Linked DNA regions of Homo sapiens: region 2 is linked to region 1. A link is an interaction called in ENCODE POLR2A ChIA-PET data of the cell type or tissue named here. Cell type or tissue: Panc1. All regions are shown on one strand. Links, peaks and the distances in the headings refer to the core of each region. The heading gives the core; the rest is flanking DNA.

The links. ChIA-PET counts read pairs that join two places held together with the same protein. Peaks named below come from ENCODE experiments on the same cell type or tissue, not always from the same donor. Only the 100,000 strongest peaks of a DNase experiment are listed, where the experiment ranks them.
Region 2: POLR2A ChIA-PET joins it to region 1 with 13 read pairs; 24 of 35 experiments call an interaction of 5 or more read pairs at or near these places.

The regions. Positions count from the first base shown.
Region 1 is chr19:55,617,495-55,620,391 of GRCh38, forward strand. No RefSeq gene overlaps it. Among named protein-coding and RNA genes, the nearest start is that of ZNF784, 5.6 kb to the right of the region's middle. In Panc1, for the core only: no CTCF peak of the experiment used is centred there; no DNase peak of the experiment used is centred there.
Region 2 is chr19:55,485,780-55,488,676 of GRCh38, forward strand. It overlaps NAT14 (N-acetyltransferase 14 (putative)), which reads left to right. Exons shown (of 3, transcript NM_020378.4): 2 at 1; 3 at 629-1,787. The coding sequence ends at 1,177. SSC5D (scavenger receptor cysteine rich family member with 5 domains) reads left to right here and starts at 2,657. Exons shown (of 14, transcript NM_001144950.2): 1 at 2,657-2,835. The coding sequence starts at 2,811. RefSeq lists an enhancer at 1-48. In Panc1, for the core only: no CTCF peak of the experiment used is centred there; no DNase peak of the experiment used is centred there; H3K4me3 peaks cover 2,182 bases; H3K27ac peaks cover 2,286 bases.

The DNA.
Region 1 (2,897 bases), core at 283-2,782:
ACTTAACATGCCCCGACTCTTCCCCTTCCGGATGCTTTCAGCCTTTGTTCACTCCACCACCACTTCCGGAGACCTCCTGCCTGCCAGGCCCTGAGCTGGGCACTGGGGAAACAGATGAATTGGACGTGCCCCTTGGCCTCAAGTAACACAAAAGAGAACTCCCATCCGGCTGCCGTGGCTGCCTCACAACCATGTGCAGACTGATGGTCATGATACAGCTCCCTCTTAGCACTTGTCCTCCAGGGTAATGATTGGGAGATTCAAAAGCCCGTTCACAGCTCTCATGTTGGCTCTGGGAACAGCAAGATGTATGCCTGGCAATGTGTGTTTAGTTATCTCATTTGTTAGAAGAAGGGCCTGGGGTCCTGAAGAACAAAGGTGCTCCAGGGACATCTCAAAAATCCACAGAATTTGGACTCCAGGCCAGGCATGGTGGTTCACGCCTGTAATCCCAGCACTTTGGGAGGCCGAGGCGGGCAGATCACTTGAGGTCAGGCGTTTGAGACCAGCCTGGCCAAAGTGGTGAAACCCCATCTCTACTAAGAATACAAAACTTAGCTGGACATGGTGGTGGGCATCTGTAATCCCAGCTACTCAGGAGGCTGAGGCAGGAGAATCACTTGAACTCAGGAGGCAGAGATTGCAGTGAGCTGAGATCGCACCACTGCATCCAGCCTGGGTGACAGAGTGAGACTCCATCTCAACAAATAAATAATTTGGACTTCAGTCCCAGAGTACTTCAGTACAGAAACTTGAAGATGAGGCCAGGTGCAGTGGCTCATGCCTGTAATCCCAGTACTTTGGGAGCCCAAGGCGAGCAGATCACCTGAGGTCAGGAGTTCGAGACCAGTCTGGCCAACATGGTGAACCATCCTTTCTACTAAAAGTACAAAAATTAGCTGGGCGTGATGGCAGGTGCCTGTAATCCCAGCTACTCGGGAGGCTGAGGCAGGAGAATCACTTGAACCCAGGAGGTGGAGGTTGCAGTGAGCTGAGATTGCGCCACTGCACTCCGGCCTAGGCGACAAGAGCGAGATTCCATCTCAAAAAAAAAAAAAAAAAAAAAAAAGGAAAAAAAGAAACTTGAAGATGAAACTAGGTAAGAGCGCTGCTTGGGTGAGTCCTGTGTGACCCATGGGAGAGCAGCTACCCTGTGTGGCTCCATGTTCTAATGCTGAAGACCCAGCATGAGACAGACGTTGTGCCAGTGCCCCCAGGGTTCAGGGTTCAGCAGTAACATGGAAATGGAGCCTCACAGTGTAAGGGACTTGGAAGTATCACTAGGGCTTGAGGGAGCACAGAGGAGTCACCTGTCAGAGTGGAAGGGGGGCTAGAAAAGCTTCTTGGGGAGAAGGTGATCCCTGAACGATGACATAAACCAACTGGAGTTTTCCAGGTAAAGAAGTGGCAAAGAGGCCGGGCACGGTGGCTCATGCCTGTAATCCTAGCACTTTGGGAGGCCGAGGCAGGTGGATCACGAGGTCAGGAGCTCCAGACCATCCTGGCTAACACGGTGAAACCCTGTCTCTACTAAAAATACAAAAAATCAGCCGGGTGTGGTGGTGGGAGCAGGTGGCAGGCGCCTGTAGTCCCAGCTACACGGGAGGCTGAGGCAGGAGAATGGCATGAACCCAGAAGGCGGAGCTTGCAGTGAGCCGAGATCATGCCACTGCACTCCATCCTGGGCGACAGAGCAAGGCTCTGTCTCAAAAAAATAAATAAATAAGAAAAAAAAAAAAAAAAAGAAGTGGCAAAGATTTCCAGGCGGAGAGTTTAGTGTGTTGAACTAAACCCTGCTATTCTGGAGCATTTAAGACAGATTAGTATGGCTGGAGGTTGGGTTCCTGGGGGCTAAACCCTGAAGGGTCTTGAATTCCAAACTGTGGGGCTTGGGTGATTTTATAGGCTAGAGGCTGGAAACTGGCAGCTGCAAGGCCGAATATGACCACTAACACATTTTTGTTTAGTCTGTGCATTTTTTAAAAAGTTTGACTTGACTGCCAACATTGGGAAATCAAAAGATTTTACATAATGTGAACTAATGGAACTTCTGAAAGAAACTGGAAGATGTGGCAACCCAATCTGTGTTCCGGAGCTGAGCAGCCATTACCCTCTTCTGAAGAGGCACTCTCCAATTTGTTGAATACCAATTCTGAGACCTGGTGGCAATCGCCATTATTTCATGTTGCTGATATTTTCCCCTTGAACCTGGCCGTCTTGCTCGTGTATTTACATTTTCACCCAGCTCCTGTAGGCATTCACATTTCCAAATCGTCTCAAAGCCACAAGGAGCTGTGTCTTGGTGACAAGGATCTGCATGGATGCCATATGGAGAATGAAGAGGGCAGGTGGCCGGGTGCAGTGGCTCACGCCTGTAATCCCAACACTTTGGGAGGCCGAGGCGAGTAGATCACCTGAGGTAAGGAATTTGAGACCAGCCTGGCCAACATGATGAAACCCCATCTCTACTAAAAATACAAAAATGAACTGAGCGTGATGGCGCCCACCTGTAATCCTAGCTACTCAGGAGGCTGAGGCAGAAGTGCTTGAATCCAGGAGGCAGAGGTTGCAGTGAGCAGAGATTGTGCCATTGGACTCCAGCCTGGGCAACAAGAGCAAAACTCCATCTCAAAAAAAAAAAAAAAAAAAAAAAAAAAAAAAAAAAAAAAAAAAAATGCAGGCACTGGACTGCTGTGCAGTTGTCTGTGTGTGAGACCACTGTTGGTCTACAAGTGTAGTGATGCCGAAAACACGTTCCAGTTCCAAAGATATTAACTGGCTCAACTGAGGGAAACTGATAAGGGACTGGACATAAGAATGAGGATGAAGAAGGTTTAAACCTGCCCAGGTATCCAGCTTGGGTGGTGGTGCCAATGACATCAGAAGCATGGAGGTTT
Region 2 (2,897 bases), core at 181-2,680, 130 kb before region 1:
GGTGAGAGGCAGGGGCCCCAGGGGGCCTGGGAGTGGCTGCAGTGGGGGAATTGCAAGTGGATTCAGCCACCCCCTCCCACCCACCTGAGCCAGCCTGGACCCCTGGAGCGGGATCTTTTCCTCCTGAGCCTCAGCCGCCCTGCTGCTGAAAACCACAGCAGGTGTGGCAGGTGGGGGCTCACCCCCCCAGCCCTACTGGGACCCCAGCACCAACGCCCTCCCTGGTCTCCCATCTCCAGTCGGCTGTGCACGCCAGCACAACAGCCAGCTCTGTGCCTCGGACCCCAACTCTTCAAAGCACAGCCCAGCACCCCAACCTAGCCCAGCAGCCTCCCTCCAGCCTCCACTCCAGCCTGAGGCAACCTCCCTGTCCTTACTTCCCTGGGGCCTCACTGCGGCATTGCTACTGAATTGAGTGCCCCCACAGCTCCTAATTCACTCATCCATCCATCATTCGCTCTCGTTCATTCATTCACTCCATACCCAGTGTGCCACACTGAACATCGGACTGTGCTGCCTTCCCTTCCCATTTGGGAGCTCTCACCCCGCCCCGGGCAGGGTCTACCTCCTCTCTTTGTCCAGGAGGCCCTAGCGTTTCGGATGGCTGAGCCACCCCTCCTGCCCACAGGCCGGCGTGAAGGACACGGAAAACCGCGTGGCCCTCCATGCCTTGACACGGCCGCCGGCCCTGCTCCTCCTGGCGGCGGCCAGCAGCGGCCTGCGCTTTGTCCTGGCTTCCTTCGCCCTGGCCCTCCTCCTGCCGGTGTTCCTGGCTGTGGCCGCCGTGAAGCTGGGCCTGCGGGCCCGATGGGGCTCGCTGCCTCCGCCGGGTGGCCTGGGGGGCCCCTGGGTGGCCGTGCGGGGCTCCGGTGACGTGTGTGGGGTCCTGGCTCTGGCCCCTGGCACAAATGCAGGGGACGGGGCCCGGGTCACCCGCCTGTCTGTCTCTCGCTGGCACCGCCGCCGGGGCGTGGGCAGGAGGCTGCTGGCCTTCGCGGAGGCCCGGGCTCGGGCCTGGGCTGGGGGCATGGGGGAGCCCCGGGCCCGGCTCGTGGTCCCCGTGGCTGTGGCCGCCTGGGGGGTGGGAGGGATGCTGGAGGGCTGTGGCTACCAGGCCGAGGGGGGCTGGGGCTGCCTGGGCTACACGCTGGTGAGGGAATTCAGCAAAGACCTGTGAAGCTACAGACTGACAGCCAGGGCAGGGGAGGAGGGAGGGGCGCCAGCACCTGATGATCGCCTACTGTCTGCGGGTTCTTTTACCTGCTCTCCCTCAGTGAGTCCTCAACCACCCTGGGCCCAGAAACAGAGGCCTGCCGAGGGGAGGAGCCTGGCCTCTGTCCACCCGTCAGCAGTGTGAAGTCTGTTGTGTTTGAGCTTCTCAGAGTGGAATGACTCCTTTTCCTTCCTGGCCCTCGGGGGCCTCTCGAGGTCAGCCTCTCCAACCCCTACCTCAGCTCCTGTCTGCACTGAGAAACCTCCCCGGGTGATGTCTGCAAAGTCTGTGCTGTCCGTGCCCCAGGCTGGGAGAGCTATCTGGGGAGGGGGAGAGGAGGCCGAGCAGAATACACCCCAGAGTTAGGGTTTGCGACTCCGCCTCCCTGGGACCTGGATTGGGTCAGATGCCTGTCCTTGGAGGGGACAAGGTTGACTGCTTAGGAGGCGCGACGCACAGGGCTGCCAGGCCTGGCCCCTCTCTGGGAAGGTTGAGAGCTGAGACGGGCAGCCCTGTCCCTTCCTCCAGATCCGTCTGGTTTTTTACACCGTTTGTTAATAAAGCCTGAAACCGCTGTGTGCCTGTCTCTTCTCTGATGGCTTTCCCAGTCTGTCTCCGGACACCCCCGCCCATTTCTGTCTGGCTTCTCCTTTCCCCAGTTAACATTAATTGTTGGGGGACGGTGCTGGACTGGGAGAAGGGGAGGCTGTGAGCTCAGGGGCAGCCCGAGGCCCTGCCAGCCCTTCTGAGTCACGCTCCCCATTACCGAATTTTTTCCGCCTCACAGCTGCCTGGTGTGCAGGCAGTGGGGTGTGTGTGTGTGTGTGTGAGTGTGTGGAAGAGTGTGTGGAGCCCCTCCCCTTCCCAAGCCTTGACCCTTGTGCTGCTTATCCCCCGACCCCAGCTCCCTCTGGGACAGTGAAGTTCAACCTCTCCTCTCTCAGCTGGGGACTGGGGGCTTCACACTCAGATCCACCAGTGAGTGGGAGGACTGGAGGGCCGGGTCTTTCAGTCTCTTTTCCTAACCCAGGAAGTCCCTCCTGGTGTCTGGCTGCAAATCTTCTTGCTGCTGCACCAAGAACCCCAGGTCTGCCCAGCCCCCAACCCTAGCAGTGGTCTCACTGGATTTCCCTGACCAGACAAGAGGGGAGACAGCAGGTGGGCGCCCCTCCCGCTCATGCTGCGCCCCCCCCGCACACGTCCCCCAACCCCTGTCCTGTGCCTTCCTGCAGCCGGCCACCCCCTAAGCATCTCTGGGCACAGCACTTTGCTGGCTGGAGCCTGCCTGGCCGTCGTCTCCATCTCCCGTGTGGGTGTCTGCAGTTGGACACCCTCCCTCCCGCCCGCCACCCCCCTCCCCCCCATGCCTCAGCAGACGGCCAGCCCCCTCCCGCCCCCCCTCCCCCCCACCGTCCCCTGCCGCCTCCCTGCAGCCTCTTTCTTCCTCCTGGCAAAGCGTCCAGCCCTGCCTGCTCCTCCTCGGGCCTGGGCGCCTCCAGCAGGCACTTCCCTCCCTCCCTCTCTCCCCAGCTGCCTCCTCCTCTTCTCTCCCCGCTCTCCTTCCCCTTTCACCCCATCCCCTGCCCTGGCTGCAACCATGAGGGTCTTGGCCTGCCTCCTTGGTGAGTGATCCATTCTCCTTGGGGACTCGGGGGGCCTAGGCCCCCACCTCTGACCCCTTAGC